Linked DNA regions of Mus musculus: regions 1, 2, 3 and 5 are each linked to region 4. The links are chromatin loops, found by intact Hi-C in ENCODE. Cell type or tissue: gastrocnemius. All regions are shown on one strand. Each heading gives the region's core, and the rest is flanking DNA. Links, peaks and the distances in the headings are about the cores only.

What was found. Hi-C counts contacts between places; a loop is a spot of excess contacts. Peaks named below come from ENCODE experiments on the same cell type or tissue, not always from the same donor. Only the 100,000 strongest peaks of a DNase experiment are listed, where the experiment ranks them.
Region 1: it touches region 4 in a loop (5-fold over the local background); 14 of 42 quality-filtered maps call a loop at or near these places.
Region 2: it touches region 4 in a loop (5-fold over the local background); 14 of 42 quality-filtered maps call a loop at or near these places.
Region 3: it touches region 4 in a loop (8-fold over the local background); 14 of 42 quality-filtered maps call a loop at or near these places.
Region 5: it touches region 4 in a loop (2.8-fold over the local background); 11 of 42 quality-filtered maps call a loop at or near these places.

What each region holds. Positions count from the first base shown.
Region 1 is chrX:56,836,229-56,842,306 of GRCm38, forward strand. No RefSeq gene overlaps it. Among named protein-coding and RNA genes, the nearest start is that of Map7d3, 17 kb to the left of the region's middle. In gastrocnemius, for the core only: a CTCF peak has its summit at 3,339 (motif pointing left); a DNase peak (open chromatin) is centred at 3,340.
Region 2 is chrX:56,787,844-56,793,921 of GRCm38, forward strand. Fhl1 (four and a half LIM domains 1) reads left to right here. Exons shown (of 7, transcript NM_010211.3): 3 at 146-327; 4 at 1,301-1,475; 5 at 2,034-2,203; 6 at 2,621-2,807; 7 at 4,001-5,503. The coding sequence starts at 172. The coding sequence ends at 4,155. Among named protein-coding and RNA genes, the nearest start is that of Map7d3, 31 kb to the right of the region's middle. In gastrocnemius, for the core only: a CTCF peak has its summit at 3,638 (motif pointing left); a DNase peak (open chromatin) is centred at 3,622; H3K4me3 peaks cover 728 bases; H3K27ac peaks cover 1,784 bases.
Region 3 is chrX:56,749,182-56,755,259 of GRCm38, forward strand. It overlaps Fhl1 (four and a half LIM domains 1), which reads left to right. Exons shown (of 7, transcript NM_010211.3): 2 at 5,154-5,210. It overlaps Gm23258 (a small nuclear RNA gene), which reads left to right and starts at 829; the gene lies at 829-934. In gastrocnemius, for the core only: a CTCF peak has its summit at 2,565 (motif pointing left); no DNase peak of the experiment used is centred there.
Region 4 is chrX:56,646,796-56,652,873 of GRCm38, forward strand. Slc9a6 (solute carrier family 9 (sodium/hydrogen exchanger), member 6) reads left to right here. Exons shown (of 16, transcript NM_172780.4): 13 at 4,833-4,863. Among named protein-coding and RNA genes, the nearest start is that of Gm39515, 33 kb to the right of the region's middle. In gastrocnemius, for the core only: a CTCF peak has its summit at 3,413 (motif pointing right); a DNase peak (open chromatin) is centred at 5,163; H3K27ac peaks cover 1,646 bases.
Region 5 is chrX:56,728,392-56,734,469 of GRCm38, forward strand. Fhl1 (four and a half LIM domains 1) reads left to right here and starts at 3,370. Exons shown (of 7, transcript NM_010211.3): 1 at 3,370-3,477. In gastrocnemius, for the core only: no CTCF peak of the experiment used is centred there; DNase peaks (open chromatin) are centred at 2,635, 3,255, 3,698 and 3,715; H3K4me3 peaks cover 2,423 bases; H3K27ac peaks cover 2,199 bases.

The sequences.
Region 1 (6,078 bases), core at 1,016-5,015, 190 kb after region 4:
TTGGTTTGGTTCTTCTGAAAGAGAGTCTCACCATGTAACCCTGGTTGGCTTGGTACTGTGTACTCCGCACTCACTCAAAGTCATGGCAGTCCTCCTGCCTTAGTGCTAGGATTAATGATGTGTTCATGCCCATATACTGCACACTCCCTCCCCCCTTTTAAGAATATTCTGTCTGGATCCATGTACCCTTGAGTATAATCTTTGATCACTTACACGTCATTCATCATTCAGTAGTAAGTGGTGTGTCTGAGAGTTTAGCCCATGGCATCTTGCTCCTCATAACAAACCTTGGGCTAAATGCTTTTTGTCCCATTTTTATGGAGCAGGAAACTGAGGCTTAGAAAGGTATTCAATTTAGACCAGCTTAATTGGTAAAAGTGCCTGCCTTGCCAACCTTACAATGAGCTCATTGCCTGGAATATGCAGTAGAAGGACATAATAGAACGTGATTCTCTGACCTCCATGCTGAAGCCATGACATTCACCACCTGTGCTAGTGTGCATACACGTGCACATACATCCCTCCCCCGAACTTCACCCTCATGATATTACTAAATAAAAGAAAAATTAAGAGGGAGAAAGGAAAGAAAATTAAAATGCCCAGAGTCACATAGCTCAAATGTATCTTTTCTATGATATAAATTTAAATTGTCTACTCTAGAACCTTTGTTCTCTCTGTTTTGGTCTTGCTTTGTTTTTGAGCCATAGTATTCCTGTGCTGCTCAGTTTGGCTCCACACTCTTAGGCTCACGTGAACATCCTGCCTCTGCCTCTTGGGGGATGGGATGGCAGCCATTACTGTGGTTCCTAGCTCCGATTTGTTCTGTTCTCATGGGATGATGACTGACTATTCATCATACTATCTGCATAATGTTTGAAGTATCAAATAAGATAAAAAAAAGAAAACCGGGCTGGTGAGATGGCTCAGTGGGTAAGAGCACCCGACTGCTCTTCCGAAGGTCCGGAGTTCAAATCCCAGCAACCACATGGTGGCTTACAACCATCCGTAATGAGATCTGACTCCCTTTTCTGGAGTGTCTGAAGACAGCTACAGTGTACTTACATATAACCAATAAATAAATCTTTAAAAAAAAAAAAAGAAAGAAAACCACCAAGATGCCTTGTAAAGTGTAAACAAACCTTGCATAAAAATGTGTAGGCATTTTGTAAATGTAAAGTCCATTAAATAAAATAAAAATCAAATAATTAAATAATAAATAAAATAAATAATTAAATGATAAATATGAAAAGATAAATAAAATAAATAATAAATAATAAAATAAAAATAATAACTAAATAAAAATAAAACAATTAAACCCATCACTTGGATTTAATTTAGCTACAGTGATTAGGAATTCTTTTTTCAGAGTGGATCTTACTATGTCTGCTTGGCTGGCCTGGACCTGTTGTAAGCCACATGTGGCTAGCTTCCTGTGTCTGCGTCCCAAATGCTGGGATTAAAGGTCTGAGCCAAAACTTTAAAGACAAATATATATATATATATATATATATATGGTTTTTTGATATATGGTTTCTCTGTATAGCCCTGGCTGTCCTGGCTGTCCTGGAACTCACTCTGTACACAGGCTGGCCTTGAACTCAGAAATCTGCCTGCATCTGCCTCCCGAGTGCTGGGATTAAAGGTGTGCACCACCACTGCCCGGCAAAAACCAAAACTAGTTTATGAGTATGTGAGAGTGCTTGTATAGATGTGTACCATGTGTGTACCTGGTGTCTGTAGACGCCAGATGAGGGTGTTGAGTCCCCTATCCCTGGAGTCTTAGGCTTTTTTAAGGCACCAGATGGGGGCACTGGGAACCAAACCCTTCTCATTTTAAGATTAGCCAGTGTTGTTAACTACTGAGCCCTCTCTCCAGTCCCTAATTTAGCTATACTGATTCTATAGGCTTCAATTAGCCACATAACCTGGCCTAATAGCCATGTGGTGGGATGGGCTTAGTAGTTTCTGTTCTAAAATATATATTTTGAGGGGCATGTCCCTGGTGATTGCTAGAGGACCCTCTTTTCACTAGTGTCTTTGTTGGTGACTGATGGAATGGGATAGAGCTTGAAGAAGTCGCTAGCCTCTGTCCGCTCCTCTCCTAAGGGAGAGAGCCAGGGTTAGACAGACACATGGAACCTTAAAACTCATATCAGCTATATCAGGGTCCTTTCAGCCAACGCTTGCTAGTGTATGCTATGGTGTCATCGTTTGGAGGCTAATTATGGGATGGATCCCTGGATATGGCAGTCTAGGCCGGGGCCTAGCAAACACATAAGTAGATGCTCACAGTCAGCTATTGGATGGAGCACAGGGCCCTCAATGGAGGAGCTAGAGAAAGTACCCAAGGAGCTAAAGAGATCTGCAACCCTGTAGGTGCAACAACATTATGAACTAACCAGTATCCCAGAGCTCTTGACTCTAGCTGCATATGTATCAAAAGATGGCCTAGTCGGCCATAACTGCAAAGAGAGGCCCATTGGACACACAAACTTTATATGCCCCAGTACAGGGGAACGCCAGGGCCAAAAAGTGGGAGTGGGTGGGTAGGGGAGTGGGGGGGGGAGGGTATGGGGGTCTTTTGGGATAGCATTGGAAATGTAAATGAGGAAAATATGTAATAATAAAAAATATTAAAAAAAAACTCATATCAGATACTCTTCACACTGGGACAGACCTGGACACCCCTGCCCACTGTGCCTTTCTTATTTCTTTAAATCTATAATTTTGAAAATGAACATCCTGTCCATTATTGGGGAGAGGATCCATATGGAGTGTGTTGTATGAGACTTTATCAGGAAATCAAGGTATGAAATGTCACCAAACATCCTGGCATGGGACATACTTACCTGTGTGGACTGTCCCTTCCTGTGTAAGAACTGCCTACTTGTGAGTAGCCTCTTCATGTGTAACGATGTGTCTCCCTATCTAAGGATAAGAGACCGGCATTGAAGGGGAAGAGACTTGAGCCATTAACTACATCAGGCAAACCACTCCAGCTCTTCCATCTATGCGAATTCATGAAAGGATCATCCCCAGCTGTTAGTCTCAGTCTTGCCTGGCTTTATACTTGATGCCCCTCTCTGAAATCTGAAATTTATTTGTGACTACTTTTCATTGGAGCCAAACATGTTTGGCTGTTCAGAAAATAAAAGTAGACATTTAAAACCTGAAGGTGTGTTATAGAGGTCATCATGGAAATGGCAACCTAACCCAACCCAACCCAACCCAACCCAAACCAAACAAACAAACAAAAAACCCAACAACAACAAACAAAAACAAAAAGAAAACCAGGCCTTGCTCTTTGGTAAAACTGAGTGTTGCTGCCACCTAGTGGACAAGATGTATCATGCAAGCAAAGTCAACTCTGGTTAGGTCTACAGAAAAACACCAGCCATCAGCCCACTGTTGAGAAATTAGTTAACTCAGGAATTCCACTGGTATATTAGACATCACACTGTTACTTTATTTTCTTTACATTATTTTTGTTTATTTTTTGGAGACAGGGTTTCTTGAAACCTGTGTGTTTCTCTGTACAGCATTGGCTGTCCTGGAACTCACTCTGTAGACCAGGAGGCTTTGAACCCAGAGAACCAGCTGTCTCTGCCTCCAAAGTGCTGAGATTAAAGGAGTCCCCCACCACTACCCGGCTTTTTTTTCTTTTCGAGACAGGGTTTCTTTGTGTATCTCTGGCTGTCCTGGAACTCACTCTGTAGACCAGGCTGGCCTCGAACTCAGAAATTCACCTTCCGTGCCACCACTGCCCTGCCCTTCTTTAATTCTTTTTTAAAAAAAGATTTGTTCATTTACTTTGTGTGAATGTTTTGAGTGTGTGTGTGTGTGTGTGTGTGTGTGTGTGTGTGTGTGAAAGAGAGAGAGAGGGAGAGAGAGAGAGCATGCGTGCTCGTGCATGTCCAGTGCCAGCAGAGGTCGAAAGAGGAGATCTCATTTCCGAAAACTGGTGTTATAGGCAGTTGTGAGCTACCTGATGTTGGGAACCAGGCCTACAAGCCTAGGTCCTGTGCAAGAGCAGTAAGTGCTCTTAACTGTTGAGCCTTCCTTTCACTGTTTCTTCATTAGCTTAAAGCCAATAAATTTTCATTTGAGCATAATGGGTTGGGAGGAGACCTACTCTGGTCTGTAGCTAAGTAGTTAGTTTGTTTGATTTACAGATGCTATTCTCAGAGGCTGCCAGAGGAAGGTAGACTCCAAGCATCCACATATACGGTGTTCTTCCCATGTCCTAGCTAGATTCCCAGGACGTTAGAACATCCGAAAGGAGACCTTTTAGGGCCTTGGGCTAGAAGCTGAAGAGGAACACTGGTTTGACCGAGGTCACACATAGTTGATGTAGGAGAAGCTGGTTTGGTTGAATGGGAGTGGGTATTTGCCAAAGCACCTTGGAAAGACATGGAGCTCCTGGGTCTCAGAGAGGCATCAGCGCTGGGGACATGTTTAAAGGAATCCATTCTGGTTGGGAGGGATTCTGAAGAAACAGAAATGCGGGAAGCTTCAAGCATCAAGAGGCACTCTCTGCTAGGCTAGGGGATGGTGGGGATCACTGGCTGGGGCTTTCACAGAAGCTGAACTGCATCTTCAGTCCTTTCCTTCCCTAGGCTTCCCACCGTTTAGGTTGCAACAGTGTCTCACTAAACTATTCTTCCTGTCCCTGAACTCACGGTGTAGATCCAGCAGGCCTTAAATTTGATATTCTCCTATGTCAGCCTGCAGAGTTGCTGCGATTATGGGTGTGTGTCACCAGGCCCAGTTTAGAATGTCTTTTCTTTTAAAAACAACAGCCCTTCTTCTCCTTATCATGAGTACAGCAAACTCACATCCCCTGGTTGAAACAATCACTTATTTCCATGCTTTCACTATAGTCAACAACCTTAATATCGGCAGTAATGGTCGCTGATATTAACAAGGGTAACCACTGTACCTTGTGTTTTACCGTCCCATTTTACAGTCGAGTAAGCTGAGACTCCGAGAGCAGTTTACTTAAAATCACATAGTTTCTCCTGATGATTTCAGCTCTCAATCAGCCTTCTCCGGTACATTAATACTAGGAAACAGGAGGTGAGTGTGCATCCTAGCTCCTAAGGGGCATTGTCCTTCCGTGAAGCTTCCCTTCCGGGTGTACTTAGCACCCTTGGTAAATTAGCACACAGGTGGAGCATCATTCTAGCCTTTTCTCAGGAAATAATCAATTGGCCTGCAGGGGGAGAGATTACCCCAGGAAAACATTTTCTTGACTGCACAAACAATTGCTTGCTAGCTGTGGGTGGAAAAGGAAAACCGACTGTAGGAAGACATGTGACCGATGAGAAGAGTACTTGAGTATCTACTGCTGTTTGAGATTTTTAGAGCAGTTGCCTCTGTCCATTAACATGGGTAATTGAAGAATTAATTATAGTGAAGACATTCCAATCTTTCCCTTTCACAGGCAAAAATCTAATCAGGAATAAACAAGTGTTTACAGAATTATTTACAGAAAGGAATGCACCTGCTACTAATGTTTGTTGTTAAAGACTCCTTCTTTCTCCTTGAGTTAATGATTAGCTGGAGAGGATCAGTGAGTACCGTTTTACGCCCCCCCCACCCCACCCCCCCGTCCATCCATCACCTGTGTAGCACATATCTCTATATCCCTAACAGAATATGCACCACAATAATTTCTCTCCAGCTCCACCCCTTCTTTGACATTTGTTGGTAGCTCAGGCAAGAGTATAGGTTAACATGACTTTAATATTTTATAGTGTTTCTCGGTGGTCTAAGCAGAGACTAATAAATATGGGACATTTAAAATATGTGAACAGGAAATGGGAAGAAAGAGGAAGTGAGTTTAGAACCAAAGGAAGCTTTGTGTTCGGTGAGCGCCATCAAGAGAAAAGAGAGATTGAACAGAGTTTGGAGTGATGGTTCAGTAGTTAACAGCATTTACTGTTCTTCCAGGGGACCTGGGTTAGATTTCCAACACCCTCATGGCAGTTAACGAACTGTCTGTAGTTCCAGTTTCAAGGGATATGCTGTGCTCTTCTGATCTCTGTGGGCACATGTGGGGTACATATACATACATGC
Region 2 (6,078 bases), core at 1,301-5,300, 140 kb after region 4:
GCCAGGCTTAAATGGAAGCTGGACCCTGAGGACTCAGGGTTTTCCTAGCTACTTGACAACAGTGCCCTGGGACCTCCAGGGCTGTCTATGGCAGAGTGTCCTTGTGTTTCCCTTACTCATTTGTCCTGCTTGCTTGTCCCTACAGGTCCCTCCAGCTATAAGGTGGGCACCATGTCGGAGAAGTTCGACTGTCACTACTGCAGGGACCCCTTGCAGGGGAAGAAGTACGTGCAGAAGGATGGCCGTCACTGCTGCCTGAAGTGCTTTGACAAGTTCTGCGCCAACACCTGCGTGGACTGCCGCAAGCCCATAAGCGCTGATGCCAAGGTAACTGTTGTTGCTGATGGGGAAACGGGACCGGCTGGGTGGGCTTCAGGTGTATTCCTGCAGCCTTGCCAGCAACGCTGCCAATTTGAATTCTCATCACAGCAGCCTTAAGTACTTGAGGCAGGTGCTTCTGATGTCCCTAGCTTAAAAAAATCTATAATATGGACATTGGACTCGATGGCCTGCTAAGGCACTGCCAGCTCTTTCATAGTATAGGTTTAATGGCCTTTAGCCGAAAAGCTTAGCAATAGAAGTGTTTAATTTTGGATTTCTTATTTTATAATACTTCTACATATTTAATGAAGGGTACTAAAATGATACTCAAGTCTAAACACAAAATTCATTTACATTTCATATATACATAGCCTGAAGGTGATTTTATATAGAGTTTTTGTCTTTCAAATTAAATATAATTCTATCATTTTTCCCCTTTCCCTTTTTTTCCTCCATCCTAATTTGGGCATCCTCCAGTTCCCGCATGCTTTCTCTCAAGTTCACAGCCTCTGGCCTCCTTTCCCTTTACTGTCTGTGGAATGTCATTTCTGTGCTCTAGCTGACGGGACTGGAAGGGTCTTACTTTTCCCAGGGACACAGAATAAACTGTGTGTTGTGCTTTGACACTGTGACCGTGACCTGGCCCACGAGATCAGATGTGTCCTTTTCTCCTTGTGAGATCTGTCTGTTAACCCGTTTACGCTTGAGATTCCGGAGCCTTTTGGATTTCAGGCTTGGGCTGGGGGCTCTCCCCCCTCCTCTTATGTACTTTGGGAACTGTGAGGCTTTCGTCTTCACTCCAGTGCTACTCTTCCTGTTACTCCTAAAAGCACTCAGCACAGGGCATCCCCACATGGAGGGGGCTGACATTGGCGTGAGTAGTTACCTGGCCCTGGAGAACCTGGTCTCTGATGGTAAGGCTACTGCCACTGGCCCCAGTGCCCCTCACAGTGGCCACCCTGCTCTGCTTGATGTCCAGGAGGTGCATTATAAGAATCGCTACTGGCACGACAACTGCTTCCGCTGTGCCAAGTGCCTTCACCCCTTGGCCAGTGAGACCTTTGTGTCCAAGGATGGCAAGATCCTGTGCAACAAGTGCGCTACTCGGGAGGACTCCCCCAGGTGCAAAGGGTGCTTCAAGGCCATTGTGGCAGGTACTGGCCCCCTCCCACCCTGAAGGCAGACATGCTGTGTGCTTGCTTGTCATGGTGGGGCTAACTTTGCTGTGAGCTGCTTTGAGATTTTAGCATATATATGTACACATATACATACGTGTATGTATGCGTACATATATATGCTCGCACACACGCACACACTCGGAGACTAACGAGCACTGGAGAGAACAGTCTGTGGCCAGAGAATGAAGTGAGAAGTATGTAGCATTTCCTCCTTTGGGCGTAGTAAGTGATCCATGCATGCTTCTTCCTCAGGCGTTTTTGGGTTAGGCAGACCCGTAGTGAAACTTATTAAGTCATTGCAATGGTGGAAGTGGGGCGTGGGGCTTCAGGTACCTCTCCTAAATGGTCCTGCCAGGATCCCCACCTGTGACAGAGCCCGGGGTTGGCATGACTGCAAGTAGCACTCAGATAGGATGAGGCCACTGACTGCAGGGCCCTGCATCCCCTCACCTCTGGGGGTGGGCTGGGGAGCTGAGTGGATGCAGCCCCCTGCAGAGCCTGGCAGTGGGGCTATCACATTGTTTCCCCCTGCAGGAGACCAGAACGTGGAGTACAAGGGCACCGTCTGGCATAAAGACTGCTTCACCTGCAGCAACTGCAAGCAAGTCATTGGGACCGGAAGCTTCTTCCCGAAAGGGGAGGACTTCTACTGTGTGACTTGCCATGAGACCAAGTTCGCCAAACATTGCGTGAAGTGCAACAAGGTATGTTGTGGTAGGTTTGCATCAAGTGCTGTTTCCCTGGAGGTTGGCAGTTTGCAGAGCACTTGCACACACATTATCTCATTCCATCTTCATGATAGCCCTGTGACGTAGGAATTATTGTGCCCATTTTACAGACGAGGAGCCGAGGCTTAGAAAGCAGTGCCACAGCTGATTGTCTGTGTCTCTCTATTCTGAGCCGGCAGCCCTGGCTCTGGAGGCCTGTGGCCTCCACTTTATTCCTTTCCAAAGAGGCGCACCTTGTCTAGGCCTTGGTCTCCTCATCTGTAAATTGGGGATAATAATAGCACCTTCCTCCCATGGCTGTAGTGCTAATGAAATGAGATACTGTATCCCGAAGCATCCAGCACAGTGCCTGGTTGTTGAATCTGAATCCCGGTGCTACACTCCCTGGTCTAGGCCATCACATCTGGAGGAATCACTTACCAGGATCAGCCCTGGCATGCCGAGTGCTTTGTGTGTGTTACCTGCTCTAAGAAGCTGGCTGGGCAGCGTTTCACCGCTGTGGAGGACCAGTATTACTGCGTGGATTGCTACAAGAACTTTGTGGCCAAGAAGTGTGCTGGATGCAAGAACCCCATCACTGGTAGGCTAAAGAGTCCTTGCTAAGTCTGCCAGGCTAGGTTTTGCGCATGGTAACCATCTCTCATTTTCCTGGCGTCGGTTCCATCCACAAAAGGCCTTAGACAATGTCCTTCTACCCCTACCATTGTGGCCCTAAAGGCCTCTCCAAATAGTTTGGATTGTCTCCCAGGCCAGGTTAACCCTTGCAATGCAGAGCACTTCCTGACTACTGTTGACCAACTAACCATGCCAGGAGTTCACAAACCTGAAATCACGGCAGTGCACAGGGGTGAAGGGTGTGGGGCAAGAGGAAACAGGTGGGAGGAGCTAGTGGGGGTGGGTGGGTGTTAAGAGGGAATGGGGAGGGTTAGGGAGGCTGGAAAGCTATAACCTGGCTTTATACCACCCCATAATGGAAGGCTAGAGCAGAGGGGTCTGCTAGCAGGGTCATTTTTATTTAATTTTAATTTTCTTGTGATCATAAGCAAAGCTAATCACTTCATTCCTCATCTTGCGGCCGCGATCCACGTGCCCTGAGCCCTTTCCCAATTTTCCCATCTCCCTGGGGAGCCTTGAAATGTACATTTGAGAAGACTTTTGCCATCCTCAGGGAAAAGGACTGTGTCAAGAGTGAGCCACCCAGTCTCTAAAGCTAGGAAGTCCCCAGTGTGCCACGGGAAACGCTTGCCTCTCACCCTGTTTCCCAGCGCCAACCTCCGGGGCAGGCATCCGGGTGGAGAGAGGACTTGTCCCTCGTGGGTGGTGGTTCTTTATAGAAAAAATCGAAGCTTAGCAGCTCCTCGAGGCCCGGTAAGTGTACACCCTACAAACAGCCCAAGGTTGCCTCCTGGTGGCCACTTTGATGTCATGGCCCTGACTTATAAAGACTTGTTATGCTGGGAGGTCGGTGTTCGTCACAGAGCTATAGTGGTGGTGGTATGGGAACAGGGGTTCTTTAAATCAAGGAAGCCATTAGCTGAGCTCTGGCATCTTTTCAGGTCCTTGACAGCCATAGAAGGGTTGCGGCGGCGCGGGGGACAGTGGCGGCGCGGGGGACAATGCGCGGTCGAGTAGAGGGGAGCAGAGAGCCCGGCAGACACTGACTGTGTGCCTGTCGGCTCTATGAACGGGCAAGTTGTCATTTTATCTCTGACTCCTGGCTTCCTCATCGGTCTTCATTCAGCTGTCTTTCTGTTTTCTTGTGTTTTCCCACAGGGTTTGGTAAAGGCTCCAGTGTGGTGGCCTATGAAGGACAATCCTGGCACGACTACTGCTTCCACTGCAAAAAATGCTCCGTGAATCTGGCCAACAAGCGCTTTGTATTTCATAATGAGCAGGTGTATTGCCCTGACTGTGCCAAAAAGCTGTAACTTGACAGGGGCTCCTGTCCTGTAAAATGGCATTGGAACCATTCTTTGTGTCCTTTGCTCCCTCCCTCCCTCTGTACCATCCATAGGGCAAGAGTGGGCTTTCACCTCTTTAAAGTTGCTCTTTCCGTCTTTTCTCCCATTTTACAGTATTAATCAACGAAGGACACACAGTGATCATATTAAGATTTAGCAAAGAGCAACCTTGCAGCAAAAATAATTTCTCTGTTGCTGCACTGGAAAAACAAAACCTTAGACTGACTCTTCTGCATGTTTCTCATAGAGCAGAAAAGTGCTAACCATGTAGCCACTTCACGATGTAAACGAGAAGCATAGGCGATAAAGCTCCCACTGAGACACCTTTGGGGCTCAGTCTGGATGCGCTGTGCGGTCACGTGACTGCGGTGTAAGAGTTGCAGCGGCTGCTCCAACTCCCTTCTCGCCTTCTCTGGGCAGTTAAGAACTTGCCAGAATGCATGGTTTAACTTCCTTATCAAAACTCTGACCTTCCTTCTGTTCTTTTGTGCTTTCACACGACTAACACAGATTTCCAGAGAATTAACATTTTGAACTTTGTTGTAATTCTCAAGTGACTTTTCCCCCATACTAACATTTGACTCCCTTACGTGGCGTGTTCTCTGAGCGTTCCTACTTTAAAGCATGGAACACACAGGTGATTTGAAGCATCTAAGCAGATCTGAGAAAACGAGCCTGTTTCAGAACAAACTCACCACAGTGACTACTTCGGAAGCTTAACAAGACTAACTCTCCTGTCCTTTTTAATTTTTTTTTTTAAATTTTGTTTTAATGAGTAGTAAAATAGTTTATGGGTTTGGAAACTTGCATGACAATATTTGAGCCTCCTCAAACGTTCCTGCAGTTTTGAGATTCATCCTGTAGACATGACAAAAACTCTAGAGCCGCAGCTGAGCAGGCACAGGGCTGTCATCAAAGTAGGGACAAGGTGAAGTCCTTGTAACATAACCGTTGTCTGCTCTTTGTCTGCATCCAGGAAGAGTGCAAAGTCCCTTTGCTTGTGATTCTTAGAACTTTCCCTCCAGAATTGCAGTTAGACTCTGGGGCTGTCGGAGGTGGTCGTCATCCTTCACAGGCAGGACTGGGTTTTCACCCCCTTCTCTGAAACGCAGGATTGCCTCCTTAACTGTACTCTCCATTTTATTACATATATAACGAGCCAATATCAAAGTAAAGATGTAATGAAAACACACACTCATATATTACTGTAGGAGTGGTTATAGATGCCAACACCTCATTTCCATATTTGTCATTAGCTGTTTCCATCTACTGTTTGATTGTATCCTTACAAAAATAAAGCAGCATAGAAAGAGCACGCCTCCTGTCTTTTTATTCTGCCCAAGGAAGCATGAGAATGTAATAGACTGCTACTCCAGAAACTTGGGGACCTTGCTCCTGACTTCAAGGAAATAGTTAACTGCAATGTACAAAGCTGTAGGACCACTCTGGTCCAGTTTTCAAAACAAAAACCGCTTCAGGGTGTTTCCTGGATTTTCATGTCCTACAAAAGGCAAGAACTTACAATTCTTGCTTGAGCAGGATGGGTAGGAAGGGAATCCCAAATAGGGCCGCTTGAGGAGGCATTATGATTCTTCTTCCCTCTATTCCGTTCCCATTGGCTCTCTGGAGCCCAGGACTCCTGTGTTGTATCATCACCCCGTCCTCCCTACCTTGACCTGGCTTGTGCTTTGAGCCCAAGTCTTATGTTGAGAGACAGGGAAGAGCAGGCTGGCCTGAGATAATGCGCAACCCACGAAGTCAGAACACCTGCAGCTCATATTCTTACCCACACCCTTTCTCTGCCCCAGGGGTTAAGAGGGCCCAGGGAGCCACTGGCAATGGGTGCCTGCTCTGCTCACTTTCTGGGCCCAGCCCTTCCTCCCACAGGAC
Region 3 (6,078 bases), core at 995-4,994, 100 kb after region 4:
TTTGTGCACATTCTTTGGCCAGTGCCTAATAGGTCTAGTTTCCTATCTTCTATTTTAATGGCTCTTGGAATTTGTAAATATTATTCATATTTTAACATTGCAATAAAAGTGGACAAATATATTTTCTTATTCTGTCTTTTGGCCAGAGGTCCCTGAAACTTGTGTGAAGCCATGGGTGTGGAAGGAGCTTCCTCATCTTTAGTCTTGGAATCCGGAATGGCAAGAGGGTTGTTTTCATCCCTCCACAGTTTGCTGGTTTAGAGGAAAGACACATCTCTAGACTGCATTGAAAACCTATTAACACAGGTTCCCACTTATTCCAGTGGAAAGCTTAAAAATACTCATTCCTCTAACTTTGGGAAATCTGTGCACTTTTTAGTTTTTGAATGAAATCAAATCCGTAGAAAAATCTGGACTGATTGCAGCCTTAAATATGCAGCATATAGAGCAGATGCCTTTAAAGAAGAGAACTGGTTTTCCCAAAGCTGTATATGGTGATAGAATTATCTCTAAGTTGTGAAGAGTACTTAAATAAATGTGGAAGGATTAAGGAGATAGTTCAGTGGATAAAGTTCTTGCCACACTAGCATCTTGACTGGAGTTCGGATCCCTAGACCCCATGTAAAAAACCTAGGCAGGGTTACAAGTGTGTAATCCCAGTGCTAGGGAGAGTGGAGACAGGAGGGTCCCTGGACATGCTGACTAGCCTATGTAGCCAATTAGTGAGCTCTGAGTTCAGTGAGAGTCACTGTCTCAAAGATTAGAGAGTGACTTTCATGTGTATTCTCACAAGTGAGCACACCTCCTCACACCCCAAAACTAAAACAAATACTCAGTGAAACGGCATGCGTTGTAAAATTGGAACAATACAGAGGAGATAAACATGGCCATACACAATGATGATTAGCAAATTTATGAAGTGTTCCAAATTTTGGGGCAGGGTTGGGTAGTCAGGGTTTCTAGACAGGATCTCTTTGTATAGTCCTGGCTGTCCTGAAACTAGCTCTGCAGATCGCATCAGCCTCAAACTCATAGAGATCTGCCTGCCTCTGCCTCCCGAGTGCTGGGATTAAAGGCATGGATAAATACATAAATATAGAAAATTGTATGTAATTATTTTTTAGAGTATAAGAGCATGTTATCAGATATACTATATACCTAATCTTCTTTAAATAACAAAACTTGGGCTGTGGTACATTTATATGACTGAAACATACTTTAAAAGTTGCTTTGCTTATTATATTAATGCTTACTGAATAACTGGTTATGTTGCAGGTCTTATGTTGAAATTATTGAAATAAGGCATCTCTTAAATGGATCATTTATTCTTTTGTTTGTTTGTTTGTTTATTTTATGTGAGTACACTGTTGCTCTCTTCAGACACACCAGAAGAGGGCATCAGATCCCATTACAGATGGTCATGAGCCACCATGTGGTTGCTGGGAATTGGACTCAGGACCTTGGGAAGAACAGTCAGTGCTCTTAACCACTGAGCCATCTCTCTAGCCCGAATCATTTATTCTTAATAAATTATTTTCAGTTTTTCTAGAGGGAGCCAGCAGACATTTCAGCTGTATTTATTATTGCACTTTATGGCATCATTGAAAGTATGTTTTGAATGGCACATATGCCACTGTTTCAGACTCCCATATTAACACAAGTAGGGAAATAGATAACAGGAGGGTGAACGAGAAGTTTGAGCCTGCTGGTTACCATCACAAATACTTCTAATTAAGGGGATACTTGGGTTCATGCCTTTTTGATTTCTTAGGTGGAAGAGAATCTCCTGAAGAACATGATTAAGGGATGGTTGCCATGACAATCATATCCAAAGCATCTGAGACAGTGAATCCATGGAGATCATCCATTTTGATTGATTCAACTGGTCATTTAAGTTCATTTCAACAGACATCATCTCTGCATTTTATTTTATTTTTTTCCACGTAATTCACAAAATTGATTAGCAACTTGAGGATCCTTGAAGCTTGACTGAAAGTAATGATAGAGTCATCAGTGTCTATGACCACAATACTTTTGTTAAACCCCATTGTCTTAAACATCATTAAAATGATGTGTCAGGCTCATTAATGACATTTCTAATTTGAGTTACTAGTTTATCAGAATAGGATAAGATTAGCATGATTTATTTGAAAGCATATACCCTAAAATATTCCAGTCTGCTTTAGATTACTTTGGTATTATCACATTTACCCAGTGTTTGGCTGTCCTCCTGGGTTTTTAAAAAAATGTTTTTGCACAATATTGTTGGCACGATATTATACATTATGTCTGATCAAAGCCACAGTTATATTCTACATATGGGAAATGGCACACAGGCAATACAACCCAAAATGATGCTAAGTGGAACACACTAGCACAGGAAAAAAAAGTGAAATGAAGATGCAGATGCAGTTCAAGTCCCACTGTAAAGTTTCTCCTGGTCACTGATGAGGAAACTCTGAATTATGGAAGGGAAAATAGCTCCTTCGGGCTCAGTTGGACCCCAGTGTGTGAGCTTTGAGTTCTCAGCTTGAACCTTTCTCTCTTCTGCCCTCTGGAGGGTGTCAGAGAACATTAGATACGATGCAAGGACTTCTGAAATGAGTAGCCAGGATCCTGGTCTGCTAATAGAAGTCTTCAGCATCTTCGAACTGGTAGCCTCTTCCTACCCAGCAAGAAGGGTATAGGTGGTGAGCAGGCAGAGAAGGCGTTTGTAAAGCCAAGATCTTAGGAGGGAAGCTACCTGACTTTTCAAGTAGAGAACCAAATTCCTTCTGAGTAGAACCCAGTATAAATTGCATCTGTCTCCAGGAATAATCACTTCTAGAAGGGGAAGATGTACTAGTATTTGGAAGCTAGAGTGTGAGGAGATGAAGTTTGAAATTAAAATTGGTTGAGTCTGATGAATATATTTGGTATCAACTATCTGCGGGAGTGTTTATAGTTATCCACATTGATAGCATTTTAACTGCTTGTCTGCTGTAAGAAGTGGTTGTGTAGCTAATATTCTGCGAGTAACAGCTATGTATGCCCTGTACATTTGATTCTTTGCCTTTGTGGGTTGGTTACTATTAGGAAGTTCAGGAGGGAGAGGTTGGGCAGCTAATGTAAGGTGGAGCCAGTGTTTCGCCCCACCCTGTGTGAGTCTGGCAGCCTGTGTGTAAACCAGCTGTAACACGCTGTGTTCTTTCACAGCTGCATGAAAGGGTGTGGCACCTTCTGTGAGCAGCAAGTTCCATATGAGCAGCTGTGAGTGGGAGAGCGAGACTTTTGTATCTGTATGCCATGCAACCTACCTAGAAATAGGAAAGAAGGGCTTTGTGTTGGCCACGAGCCATTTAAAGTCCTCTAGCACGAACAAAAATGTGACATGAAATCAATAACAATGATGTTGTAGTATTAGATAATATTTCCTCCTGTGTTGGTGGGAAGGGGAGCAAAAGATAGTTCTTTGAGGATGCTTCTAAACAATTCTTTTTTCCGCTGACACAGTTTGATGTGGCCAAAACCAAAAAAGTCCTCTTCAAAAAGAAGACTCAAAAGTTATTTATTTTTTAATTTCTGAAATACTTTGATCTCTTACTTTTTTATATTTACATCTTTTCTTTATTTTTTTTTACATCCCAACCTCAGCTACCCCTCTCTCCTCTCCTCCCATTCCCTCTCCCCACCTCCCCTCTGCCTTCCTTATCCATTCTTCCTCCATTTCTCTTCAGAAAATGGCAGGCCTCCCATGGCTATCAACCAGACATGGTATATTTAGTTGCAATAGGACTCGGCACTTTCTTTCCTATTAATGCTGGACAAGGCAACCGAGTAGGCAGAACGGATCCCTCAAGGATGCAGAAGAGGCAGAGCCAGCCCCTGCTCCCACTGTTGAGAGTCCCACAAGAACACCAAGCTACACAACCATAACATCAATGCAGAGGACCTAGGTCAGACCCATGCAGGCTCCCTGATTATTTCAGTCTCTGTGAGCCCCATATGAACCCAGGTTGAAGAACCCTGTCCTTTTTAGCCAACAGTTTGCCCATTTGGACTTCAGAATAGTTGTCTTTATCTCAGAAAGTCATTGTTAAGGTTTCCTAAACAGATGAATCTGTTAGTGTGTAAAATGAACTACACCAGCTCCCGTCTAGCACACACACACACTTCAATCTGTAGTCAGTGCCTGTTTGATAACCAGCCTGGAAGCGGTTGTGGAGGTACAGGAGGGATTCCAAGCCTCGTTGTAAGCTTGGTTTATGTTTGTCCTATTCCCATTGAAACTCCCTGACAGCCTGTTCCGGGTGTGGGAACAAAACAGTTGGCAGCCGATTGTGGTGACACATACCTGTGATGCCAACAGTGGGGGAGGTGGAGGCAGGGATCCTCAGTTTGAAGCTGGCATGGATCACATGGTGAGATCCTTTCTCAAGTAAACGAAACCCAAACAGGGACCTCTTTGGGGAGCTGTCATTTTACCAGGTTCCCTTTACAAGTGATAAAAGGTAGAAATGGGGATGTGTATGGGCTCATGGGGCAGTTGCCTGTGTGTTCGGAGGACACTGTTGTGCATTTGTGTCATGGATAGCAGCAGCCATGGGACACCTGTTTCCTAGTACCACAGCTCCATCCATGCAGGGAAGAGCCTGCAAACTAACCTGCATCCTAATCCTGTTGTGGGTGGGAGATAACCTCATTTCCATGGCAACAGCTAACTATTACTCTGGTGACTTGTGGTCTACACTCTGGATGGATCAGAGCCCCCCTGTGGCAGAATATTCTAAAGATGCTAAAAGAGAAAGGGAGAAAGGTTCAACTAATAAATCTATTCTAAATGACTGAATCATTTGTTTTGATTACCAGAGTGATTGCCAAATGTTAATTTAAAACTGAAATAGGCCATGAGCTCACTTCCCTAACAATGCTGAGAGTTTGAGCTAATACAGCTTGATAATGAGGGAGCCAGATCCACTGCCAGGGCTAATGTTATATGATAAACAGACATTTGGAGAAGTATGCAGAACATCTTGGCTGGTCTCCGTTAGCTCTTCGGGTTGTAAATACAAAGGAGAATGTGTTGCTATGAGTCTTTTCAAAGGAAAATAATTTTTTTAATTGATGACTTTACTTCTAAAAGGTAATTTTGCTATTTTTTTTCTTCAATTTAGGCAACTGGTAGCTGTTCTTAGCTGTGCCCAGTCCTTCTGGAACACATCCTGTGTGAGGTGAGAGTTATTCATTGCTATGGATTCTTATGCTGATCTCTGATTTTCCAATTTTGAGCATTGTACAATGCGTTTTATTTCTTTGAGAAGTTGAAGAAGATTTATCTTAATGGGCCCGACCAGTATCACTGCTTACCCTGACTGTCAGCTCTCTGGGGAGTGCCTTTTCTAGCAAAAAGCTCATTTGCTTTGAACTTGGTAGCATAAAAGTAAAAAGTGGCAGGTGCTGTCGTGGGGAGCAGAGAAGCTGCGTGGGATGACCACTGCTCTGAGTAGAAGGGGACTCCTCATGGTGACTGGACATCAAGTCCGAAGACACTTCCTGTCCTGGGTGAAAGGTGTCAGGCCACTGTCAAACCTGGTGGTAGGAACACCAGAGTGTTTCTTCTGGGTCACAATAGCCTGAGCCAATGTGTTTTTGTTTTTTTTTAATTTGCCTTCAAGTTTAGAAGAAGCCATGCTATAATGGTGCATGTAACCACACTGCCTGGACATTCATCTGCTGTACTCATTGGCTAGACATCCTCTGCTTCCTTCAACTGGGGGGCTGCTTTATGCCCTGTGATAATCCAGGCTTCCTTATTTCCCCTCGAGAGACAGGACATCCATCTGTAAAAATAACTAGAGACATGTAAGAGAGGTCTACTTTAGGTACAATGTAGAAATGACTGCTTCCTTTTGTCCCCCGGTTTCTGTATTTATTCAAGGGACATGATACTTGGGAGCACTGTACTTGTCAAGGTTGCCAGTTTCATACACAAGGAGGTGCCATTGCTGTGGGCACCTTCTCTACTTAGGTAAACCTGCTCAATTCTTTTGAATCAATCATTACAGAAACACACAGGGCTACACTGCTGAGTCTTATGTT
Region 4 (6,078 bases), core at 1,212-5,211:
TTCATAGGTATTAAGAGCTACTGAGCTTCCAGTCTCATTTTGAAAAACAGTGTCTCACCTATTAGAGAATCTGTTATCTGTTTCTTTAACTTATGCCTTTTATCATTGCAAAGAGAAGCTAGCCGTCATTTACACAGAAAATGTTGTTAATGTCTTAATATTTCTTTAATATTCAAATACCTTGTGATTTTTGTGCTATTTCTGTGTGTAGTAGATAACATAGTGCAGCATGTATACTTTTATACATCCAGTAATGTTCTTATAACGCTACTTATTACTTGTAGAAGGACTTGACATTTATTAAACACCTACTATGTGCCAGGCATTCCATTCTATGTGTTTAATATGTTTATCTAATCATAGTAACTGTTTTACAATAGGCTTTAAAAAGTTGTAAGTTGTTCAATATCATGCTGATAATTGAATAGTACACAGAGAAACCTATGCTCTTAGTTCCTTCAGAGACCATGGTACATCAAGAAATGAGTGTGATACATGTTGAAAGGACTAACCTTCTTTTTTCTAAAGTTTGTAACTGAAGACACTTCCAGAAAGAGTGAATCAGATTGTGAAACAGCCTAGAAAAAGTGCTCAGTCAGTTGTGTTTCCCTCGCTGTCTTCTACGCAGAGCAAACAAGGCCTCCTGCTCTCTCATCCAACCCCATCCCTGTTCACACTGACTTTTGTCTACATCACTAGATTTCAGAGCTCTTTGGATGGTCCTTACCTGCCTGGCAGCAACATTGGAGGCTTACTTATACCCACTGCCGTTGTGTCTTGTCTTATGAGTATGACTAGGTTTCTTGTCTTATTGCAGTGCCTTGGCTTGTTTGTGAATAAGCTCTATGTTAATTTTAAATATGTCCTGATTAATAGAAGTACATCTCTTTCCTCCATCTAGCCCCTCCCATGTCCTTCCACCCTCAAGTAAACTGTATATTTTGAGAGTCCTCACTGGTGCTTCTGGGTTTTTTTGTTTTTTGTTTTTTTTAAGATTCATTTATTTATTTTATTTATTGCGTACACTGTTGCTGTCTTCAGACACACCAGAAGAGGGCATCAGATCCCATTACAGATAGTTGTGAGTCACCATGTGGTTGCTGGGAATTGAACTCAGGACCTCTGGAAGAGCAGTCAATGCTCTTAACTACTGAGCCATCTCTCCAGCGCCCTGATACTTCTTTGAATGCAGTAAAGACTAGCATGTCAAACAGTTGTGAGACATATAGTCTTAATTTTTACAGTTCAGTTCACATTATTGTTTTATTTTTTTCTAAATACATGTTGGCTTAAAATATTATCACATTTACTCAATAGTTATATCACAAATATTCAATTTTCTCTATTTTAACTGTTAGTAAATTCTTAGTAATCAGCATAAATAGTGAATGTCAGTATTTTGTGGCTTTTACTATTGCTATAATTATTATTAGTTACCTTTATATTGTCAGTTAAAGCCTAAATAGTTGGATTTTCCTTCCTAGCTCTATTTGGGAGTAAAGGTAAAGGCTATAGTTTAAGCATCTTTCCTGCCCCTACATTTTTCAGTTAAACTTTGAAGAAGTGCCTAATGAGTTGGGACTACCGAAGATTCATGTACATCCAAACTTAACCTTTGCATTCTTGATCTTTCCTTCTTCCTTGGTTTCTACATCTGCAGCATGACACCTATGTCCCAGAGTTGCGAGGATTTGGTGAGCTAGCATCAGCAAAGCTCTTTGCACAATATTTCAAGTAATATTTACTGAGCACTCGCTATTTGGTGGAGCCTCCAACCCACTGGTTTTTAGCAGATTATTTTGTATCCGCAGGGAACTATTTGACAACATATTGAAGTTTTTGGGGTTTTTTTGTTTTGTTTTGTTTTTTTCTTTTGATGGTCATAACTAGGAGAAAGGACTGCCATTACTATGTAGTAGGCAGAGGCCAGTATCCTATTAAACATCCTACAGGGCACTGAATAGGCTACTATCTAGACCTGCAATTAAAGAATTATCTGGTCCAAAATGCTGGTAGTGCTAAAATGAAATAACCTTATTCAAAAGGACGGTGGCAGTAAAAGATAGAGAAGTTCTTTGTTACAGTTAGTGGGTAAAGTGATAATACACTAGTTAATAAATGAGCATGACAGTTTTAGATGATACTACATGTGACAGAAATGAAGATGCTGGAACAGTGCCTGGGAATGGGGTATATATAATATGAAGAAGCCAGGCAAGGTCTCTCAGAGAGGTTATATTTGAACTCAGTCTGCCTGAGTGGCAAGACCCTGCCAGTTCAACAATGACCAGGAAGAGCAGTCCAAACAGAGGGAAAAATCAGTAGCAAAGACCTGAAGGCAGGAGCAGATTCGGCCTGTTTGACACAGAGAAAAGCTTGCATGATGAGAGTGATCAAATTGGTAAGTAGAAAAACATGTAGACCAGACCCAAAGGGATCAGGATTCTGAAAACTACCCATGAAGGACCAGTAGCAAAACCTTTTGACTTCCCTAGATCTTTGTTACAGCTCCCCAGATCTGGGTGATATGGGGCCACATAGTATGGTCGTGTACCAACAAGACCTTATTTACCACTGGGTGTGTGTGAGAGTTATGGTATCACTTCTGATGTAGGGTTTTGTAGGATATAGCAAAGACTTTGGGTTGGAAAATTCAGTGGGGATTTTGAAGATAATAAAGCAAGAGAAAGACATGGTCTAATTTCTAGTGTAAAAAGATCATGTCCCCCGTCTTAGAAGCATCAGATCCCCAGTGAGTTAATCAGCTTGCATCCTTTCACATGTGTGACAGTCACACTTGGCTCCCTATCATTTAGCTAGCACACATGCTTTGCATTTCTTTGTTGCTGAGCCTTTGCTTGGCCTGGGATTCTCTTTCATTCTCAAGAACTGACACTACTACCCTTCCCCCTCCCCGATTCTTTTTTCTTGGAGTTGCTGTGTAGCATTGGGTCTGTCCATCACAGCAATTAGCCCATTCATCCTTGTAATCCAATATTGCTAGAAGAGCTACCTACCACTTAGCGCTAGTGATGCATCAAGCACTTTAAACGTTTTCAGTACATTGTTCTCATTTAATCCTTGCAGGAACACTTTGTGCTGATACTAGATGCATTGTTCTTAGGACCACATAGAATGACTGAACTGACATAGCTAGCTGGAAATTATCCTGGAGAAGTCCCGACACTATCCTGCCTTAACGGCAAACTCTTTTGTGTCTGCTGTAGTTGGGTCTGTTTCTCCACTAGTCTGTGAGCCCCTTGAGAACAGGGACCATGTTTAATTCATGTCTATGCCCTGTGCCTAGCACAGTGCCTGGCAAATAATAAGTGTTCTGTAAATGTTTATTAATACTGGTTTTGGATAAAGTGCGATTTTAATGTTCTAAGTGTTCTATCATCTTGACCACTAGGTGTCACTTGAGATGCATAAATGTGGTTAGAGTCCAATGTGACTGGAAAGCTATTAAACAGTTTCTGGACATTTTTAACAAGTGAGCCTTTGTTTGAGCTTTGAATCTGGTCTCGGCCACCTGTTTTCAGATACTTGACCATGACTCCCTCACCTTCCAGATGTGGTGTTGTAGCATCTTCCTCTTTTGAGTGTTGTCTTTGCAGATGTTGCAGATGTTGCTTCTTGTACTTGTGTGTTGCCTGTGCTGTCTGTAGTTGGTAACCGAATCAATACACATTTGAGCACCTACTGTGTGTCAGGTACTATGCTAGACTCTGGGGATACAGAGATGAATTGACACATGGCCTTTACCCTCAAGAAGCTCACAGTCTTTTTGGGGAGACGGACAGGTAAATAATTATACTGTACTGTGATGTATTTTGTAATAAAGAACTGAGAAAGGGCTGCAGAAGCATAAAGGGAGGTGATTCTGTGTAGACATGGCATAGAGCAGTTACTTTGGCACTTGACAAGGGAGTAGAAAGGTGAGAGGACACACATTGCCACCTAAGGGAATGAGTGGCATGAGCCAGAACAGTATTGACTCTTGAAGTTGCCAAAGGTATGGGGAAAGGAGTGTGTTATAGAATGACTGTCAGTGGGGGGGTGGGGCAAGGTAGGCTGGAGTAAGGGGTGGCTACTAGTGTGTCGAGAAGTTTGAGTCCTCCAAAGGACTTTCGACTTAAAAGGTTTAAGGATTGTGAGCTGTTCTCAGAAGCTTCTGTGAAACAGTGACCTGAAGAGTTCCATGCCTGGCAGCTGGAAAGGCTTACTCAACAGAACCCATGAGTCAGAACGGAGGCTGGAACAGCAGGGACAGATGACGAGGAGAGACCTGACAGGCAGGGGAGGGGAAAGAACAGAGCTGGCAGGTCTTAAACTAGAGAAGAGACTCAGAGCTACCTAATGAACTTGTTCCCTGGAATGTCCAAAGAAGGAATTTGATGTAGGTACACGTGTTCTGAGGAACCAAGACTAAATGCCCATCCAGTCAGGGGACCCTGCAGTCCCCCTGGAACCGAACCCTCTTCTGTCATCCTAACAATGTCACCATGAGAGCAGTATGCCAGCTTTGTTTGCGAAACTTTCTAATCATTCTTACTGAGCAACTGGGGCAGTGTTCCTCTCCCCCACTGCTTTCAGGAGAAGTGCTATTGTACTGGAACTGGTAAGTGAGGTTCTAGGACTAGAATACCTGCCCTGCTTGCCTTAGACCCAAAGCTCTTGCTAAAGAAAGCGGCAGGCGCCAGAGAAGAGAGAGAACAGTGACCATTCTGGAGCTTCTGTGTTGAGAAAAGTATTTGCCCGACACTGTATATATGTGGGGAGACCTTCCATTGGATCAAAAATCTCATTTGCTCTTTGTGTTTTTCCTTTAGGGTTGGTGTTGATTCAGACCAAGAACATTTGGTAAATATGCACTTGTGTTGTCCCTGGCATTTCTGTCCAATGTTCAGTCTTTTGGAAAGAAAACTGTCTCTCTTAGACTTCATGCCTCTTTTTTGATACTCTTTTGTTTGCCTCGGCTTTTAGCTGACATCATTTCTGGCGTTTCTCACTGTTCCATAGAAACAGAGTCATAGTTTAGGCTGTAAGTGGCTATCAAGGGTGACAGCTTGCCTATCTGTGGCCATCCTGGGTTTCTGCCACTGAGGAGAATAGGCTCTTAAGTGCTCCTGGGTGTTCAAGTGAGTGCTCTGGCACGGGGAGCCTTTTTCCACTCTGGTTGCGCAGGAAGGCTGGGCTCTGATGTCAGTCCGCTCCAGCTGCTCTTCCTGTGTAACTTTCAAGTTGGATGACCAGCAGCTGCCCTTGAGAACCGCCTTGAAGCTTCGCTTCTGAGTCTCCAGCTGGTCTCCCCTGCATGTTTTGGGGTTTACACTCTCTTACCCTAGGCCTTTTCAACACAGCTCCTCACTTCCTTCCTTTTGTGTTTCTCAGCTGTGAGCTGCAGACTTGTGGACTGGGCACAGCAAAGCTGTCTGTCCTCATGAGACTGACCACCCTTTTCTGGTATTTTCCACCCTCTTTTTAATGGTTTCTGAGCACCACAGAATAAGTGATTCCCTATTACATATTAGATGAGAAATCACATACGAGGTTTTTGAAAATGGAAAATACCTTTTGAAACATAATTCCTATTGTTTCCTGAAACATGGCATGGCATATTTTTTCTACAGTGTGTGCTTTAAATGAAAACATTTACTCAATTCACTTCCTAAATGCTAATTTTGAGTGATGACTGTGTGCATGTGTCTGTCTGTATATATGTGATATAGTAAGTAGTTGCCTGTTTTGTGGTTAGAATCTTAAAGTAGAATTCCTTGGGCAAACCAGATTATGTACACCCTCATCCTTGTAAGCTTCTGGGATAGGTCCAAGGGCTCCTAGTGTTTCAGTGCCTCTGCCTCTGTCATAAAACACTACATTGACACAGCCCTGTTACCCTTGTCACCACAGAGGACAAATATGGAAAGAGGCAGATAGGTGACTGCCAGTTGTGGTAAACAGAAAGAAGTATATTTCTATTTGCTTTCAGAGCCCCATGGACAGATGTTAGCAAGGTAGTCCAGTGAGCTTGCTAGAAAAGCCTGACACCCTGACTCTGATCCCTTGAACCCATGT
Region 5 (6,078 bases), core at 1,022-5,021, 81 kb after region 4:
CTCTCTCCCTCTTTCTCTCTCCTGCTCACAATGCAGGGCTCATGCTAACGCTGGGCTATCTTTTTAGCCCTCTCTCTAACAATACTTTTTGAAAAGAAGGCAAAGGATTGATAGTTTTGTGTATTAAATGCTCCATATTTCCATTTCTAAGAGGACTCAACGTTCTATTGAAATTGAATATCTGTAATGAGCATAGTAAGAAATGCCTTTTAGACATGTAAAATTAGCTTAGTCAGGATCCCCACAACATCCAAGGCTGCTCCTGATAACCAGAACTCAATGACATCACTCACTCAAGATAACCAGACGTACTCCTACCCCTCTCCACCCCCATGACGCCCACTGGACAGAATATAGGCAGAGACCAAGAGCAAGGCTCTACTCTGCACATCTGGAGAGACACCACCTTGATCTGTCCTGTGGCTGTAGAGTCTACCCACTATCCTGATTCTTGATTTAGAGACTTCTTTTAGTGACTGGAGCTGACCTTCAGGGGAGCACCTTTGGGGAGATAGGCTTAGGACTGTAGTTAGGAATTTAGAGTGTGAACATTGTATAATGACCTCAGCATAAGAAAATATACCTTTTCTTATACTACCTACATGTATTTAACGTCTTGCTCAAATAATATTCCTTTCCTCATGTCTATTATATTCCTCAACCAAAAAAATCCAAGCATACTCAGATCTGAGATTAGACTACCTGAATTTATCCTTTTGTGTGTGTGAGTGTGTGAGTGTGTGTCTCTGTGTGTGAATCTTCACATTAGATGATTACAAAAATGTTCTAAAACAAACTCACCCCTTGAACAACTCCTTTCCTTCTACTTATTCAGCAACACCACCACAGTTCTATATATTTTAACTGAAACAGTGTGTTTCTGTGACCTCCAAAAGTTGAATTCCAATGCAAGAAAGTGACCAGCTAGAGGGAGAACAGGGCTGGCCTTGCTTGTGCAGCTTTAGTTAGGGTGATGGGAGAGGTGGGGCACAGCTCACATCAGGTGCCCAAGACTTCCTGGGAGGTAAGACAGGAAGCAAGAAAGACAGGCAGGAATGTGTGGAACGGAGTTGGTGGGGGTTGAAGGAGGAAAGAAAGAAGGTTAAAGAAGTGAAAGGAAAGAAAGGGACAATTTCTACCAATTGGGCAATGGAAGGTTCCTTAAGAAAGGGTCTGTACTTTCCTGTCAGATTCTAAAGATACTTGTGCCCTTCCCTTTGGCTAGTTGATTGTGAAATAATCACAATGGTCCCAGGAATCTCCTGCTGGGCAACGAGAAAGGTTGAAGGAAGAACCTGCTTGCCAAGGAGAGATTTCACACAGTATTGACTACTACAATCAGGACTTCCTTGTGGGACAGACTGGAGTCTAGTGGCGCGTCAGTTTCCAGATCATACCCAACTTGGCCAACACTGCTCAGCTACACATACTTCTGGCTCTCTATTCAATCCTAATCCTCATGTTACATGGATTTGGGAGTCACTAGACCTTCATTTGTTCTTCTCAATGTGGCTCCATAGAATAAATTGTCTTCCTTTCTCCACTTTTTACTATCACTTGGGACTTGAATTGGCAGAGCAGAAACAGGTGGTGGAGCCGACCTTGTTAGGCCTGCCAGAGCCCAGGCTTTGATCTGAGAATCTCCAGTAACTGGCTCTCTGTCCAGAGCCACCCAGAGCTTTTGCACTGAGTGCTCTTGGCTGTTTCTTTCTGGTTGAGCCCAGGGCTGGTATGCAGGGGAGCTGCTTGAAGTGGTGCTAATTGTTCCAGGCCTTCCCATGATGGCCTGGGGCGGATCAGTCTCCTTTCCTAAGAAATGTGTGGGGAGACTTTTTTTGCAAATCCAGAAATACCAGACCTCAGTGAGCCTAAGGGCTCAGAAAGAGAAAAGAGGCGTAGGCTCTGGGTAGCAAGATAGAGAAAGGAATTTTGCAAGTAGCTATTGGGTCGGGTAAAAGAGGCCATCACTTGAATTTTGAAGCTGGAGGGGGGGGGACGGGGGGACGAGCTAACAGCAGTGTTTAGACCTTTTGCTTGGTTTAAATACACAGCTGCTCCGCCTCATCTGCTTCCACATAAAGGGCTGATTCTCCCCTCTCCTAGCTGGCCTTCATGTTTTTAAATCAAGACTTTGGATTCCTTTAATGAACCTCTCTCCTGACTCACTAGACATTCTAAGTACTGACTATTCTCACCTTTCAAAGTTTTCCTCGACCCTACTCCTTCCTTCTGGTCCTTTTCGGGTCCTCTTTAAAAGGAAAAAAAAAAAAGCAGGTTTCTCTAGTTCACCTGCAATTCCTTCAACCCTCTTCTAACCAAGTCCTTCTACTTCCCTCCACTGACATGGTGGGATTCTCCTGGCTTCCTTGCCTCTGCTCCTTCTGTTTGGAAAGTTATCCCTTGGTTCTTTACACCCACTGCTTTTATACCATGCAAGGCTTAGATTAAATACTACCTTCTTTCTCGCATTATTTATACACCCTTTTATCCTGCAGTTTATCCCACTGTGTTTATTTTCTCACTTGCTCATAATCTGTCTTCTTCCACCAATAAAGCCGAGTGTGTGCACAACTGTGCTGTATCTACAGCATTTGGCACAGTACTGGGCACATGCTGAGGGCTCACTGAACTGAACTAGGGAAAGAACGACGGAGTCAGTCACTATGTGAAGCTCTGCTGTGAGAGCTTTAGGAATGATGGAAAGCCCTCTGAATAAAGGCTCTTTTCGTTCTGTCCAGCTTGTTATTAAGGGGAGAGGTCGTCGGTGGGTCTTTCAGTGTGGTGGGAACCAAGAGATCTGCAATCACTGGCTGTACTGGGCTGTGCAGGTCAGCGAGGCCCCTGGAGAGGCTAGAGGCCACCTTGGCTGTCTCTCTTTGTTGCTCCCACCTCCCGGGCTCTGGCCGTGGCTGCCTGCAGTGACTCGTGACTCCCCAGCAGCCAGCGAAGGCCTGAGCCCGCGAGGGAGGGGGGCGGTGGGCGCCCCTGGCCCGCCCTCCGCGTGCCCTTCGGACGCTTGCAGGGGGTGCTCCGGGAAGCCGCGCCACCGCGGGCTCGCGGCCACCTCTCGCGCGCACTGTGCGCGCCTAGCCAGCGGCTTGGCCTCTCCCGAGGCGGGGCCCACGCAGCCGCGCCCCCTTCCCGCGCTTGCCCGACTGGGCTCCCGCGCGCGAGCGCGATCTGCCCGCACCGCAGCCCCTCGCACCACGGGCAGAGCCCAGGCGGACGCGCGCTCCGCCCTACCCCTCCCCGCCCCGAGTGGGCTGCGCCCGCCCCCGCTCCCGCCCCCGCCCCCGCCCCCGCGCGTGCTCCCTCCTCCCTCCCTCCCACCCTCTTGCGCCCCTCCCCGTGCGCCCCTCCCGCGCCCTACATCCACCGCCCGGCCGAGGGGGCTCAGTCCTGTGCTGCCGCTGTCGCCGCTGCGCTTTGGTCTCGGAGCTGGCAGCGGCCGCCGGTGCCGCCTAGACAGCTGCGCGGGTGAGCATCCCCAGACAGTAAGCCCGCTTTCCCTCCGCGAGTGTGTGTGTGTGTGTGTGTGTGTGCGCGCGCGTGTGTGTGCGTGTGTGTGTGTGTGTGTGTGTGTGTGTGTGCGTGTGCGTGTGTGTGTGTGTGTGTGTGCGCACGCCTCCGGCGTCCCCGGGGAGCCGCAGCTCGTGCTCCGTGGCCGCTACTCCGGGGCTGCGCGGACCTGCTGGGCTTGGGTACCTGCGGCCTCCGGCCTCCGCTGCCTCGCCCACGTTGGGGGCTGAGGAACCTGGGGCTCCAAGGTCCCTTAGGGTGCGTGCCTAAGCCTCCTCCCCAGGGCTTTCGCTCCCCTGGGGGCCGGGATGCAGGGGGGCGGCTTTGGGTGTTTCCTCTGCAAGGATGGAGGGTGGGAGTAAAAAGAGGGGGCTTTTGGTTTTCTCACCCAGGATGGCGGGCAGTGGGGGTTGGGCGAGGTGGGAACACCTTTGGTTTTTGTTTTTGGTTTTTTTTTTTTCTTTTTCTTTTTAAAGGATAGCTAACAGCAGTTGAGAAGAGCAGGGGATGATGATGACGATGGGGGGGGGGCTTCATTGGTTTTTACATTAAGGATGGCGCCTGTTGGGCAGGGGAGGAAGGTGAAACCTGCCTTGGTTCTTGGAGATGTTGAGGGAACTGCTGTGCTCCCTTTGGGGATGCTGGGGAGGAGGCAGTGGGAGGACTGGAGTGCAAGGAGAATGGTGATGGAGGGAGAAGGCTGGTCGTGGTTCTGCTCTCTGAGGGGGAATGGCAGTGATATGGGGGATGGGGGTGGGAGAGGGGACTGGATTTCAGCTTCAGCATGGAGGCAAGTGGAAGGTTCTAGCACTTAGGTTGAGCCTTGGTTGAGCCTTGGCAAAGTGGGTTAGGTAGACTGCTGGGTGTGACCTTTCAATTTCAGAAAGCTTAAAATTCCCACTAGATGCAGTTCTGGGCTCCTGGGAAGAGGTTTCTGCTTCTCAAGTTCCCATTGCTTAGTCTTCCACAACTGGTAGAGGTTTGAATGAGAAAGGCCAAGGGAAACAGTGAATGTGCTGTGTATTTTCTGCATTTGGGCCTTTCAAGTTTCTTGGGTTCATTCTGATTACAACGACACCTCCCCCCCCCCCCCCGCCATACACACACACACACAAACACACACACACACACAACTAGGGTAGCACATTGGGAACAGGAGACAAGAAAGTGTATGAATGTGATTTCAGATTTGGTTTTGGGATTTCCTGAAGGGCAAGAGTTCTGTCGTAGAAATGCAGCAAGAGTGGAACACATGTCTTTGCTGGAAGTCCTCTGTTCTCTTCATTTAAATGATGCCATCGGGACTATCTGAGCCTCTTTTGATTTGAATTTGGACTAGATCCAGTTTTCCTAATTGGAGCTATCATTTTGTAATTGCTTGTAATTCTCCATGTTATCAAATGTATTGCGAGTTTAGAGAATACTGGGAATATTTTTGTTATCTTGATTAAGGCCGTTTAAATATAAATATAATGTTCCTTGGAAATGAGAATGTTTACAGAGTAGCACAAGTTTAAATTATGGGCCACGTGGAATTGGATAAGGAGTTCTCATCCTTGCCCATCCCCAGGAACAGGCTACTCCCCATTCCTCACATTTGAAAAGGATTGGGGTTGGTAATTTTGTCTTTGGAAATGCGTGCCCATATTTTCTTAAGAATATGCATTAAAAAGCAATGGGCCTTAAATGTGCTAGGAATATAATGCTTCCCTGTTTCCGTTACATAAGGTTCCAATCTAGTCTACCTTCACTCTTTTAAAACATTTATTTACCATTTTTAAGGGCAAATAGAATCTTTATGCAACAGGGAATTTGTTAGATAGGCCAAGGTTTGTACAATGCACTACAGAGTAAGTGCACATTTTACTACTACCGTATAGAATCTGTAACCATATATGGCTTCTGAAATTCTAGGCTTCCATTCCATGATTTAATCTTTTTGGAGAAGGAAAACATTTTTAAAGCAAGTCTAGATTGGGGGATGAAATTTTGAATGTGCAGATTGGTAAAATACCTCTTATATGAGTTCTTTGGAGATGATTTAATATATAGTAAATTAATGGATCACCTCAATAAGATACTGACTTTGTTTATTGCAAATGTTAATACATAAGTGGGTCTACAGGATTAAGAAAAATGTATTTGCTTATGCTGTTGTATACTATTCTACATTTCTGTGGTGTGTATTCTGCCCCAGTGCAACAGTGAGACAGAACCGATTTTCACAATCTAAGTTTAGCCTGGTGTTTTTTGTCTGAGGAATAATGCTGAAGGTGGTGAAAAGGAACAGTATGTTGGTGGGAAAATGGGCCTTAAGTTGCTCTCTAAACAAAAGGAGCAAAGGGAGTCTTTTACTTGGCTTTTTGAGAACCTGTTGTAAGATGGGAGGAAAAAAAGATGAAGAACTTTCAGAAACGAACAGGACAATGAAGTAATTGTTTTAAATCTTAGAGAGTTCACTCTGTTATCTTTTTTTTAAAAGTAACTTGTCAATTGAACTTTTGCGTGAGAAACTCACCACCCTCGCACCTTCGGTTTGAAGAATTATTTATTCATTTG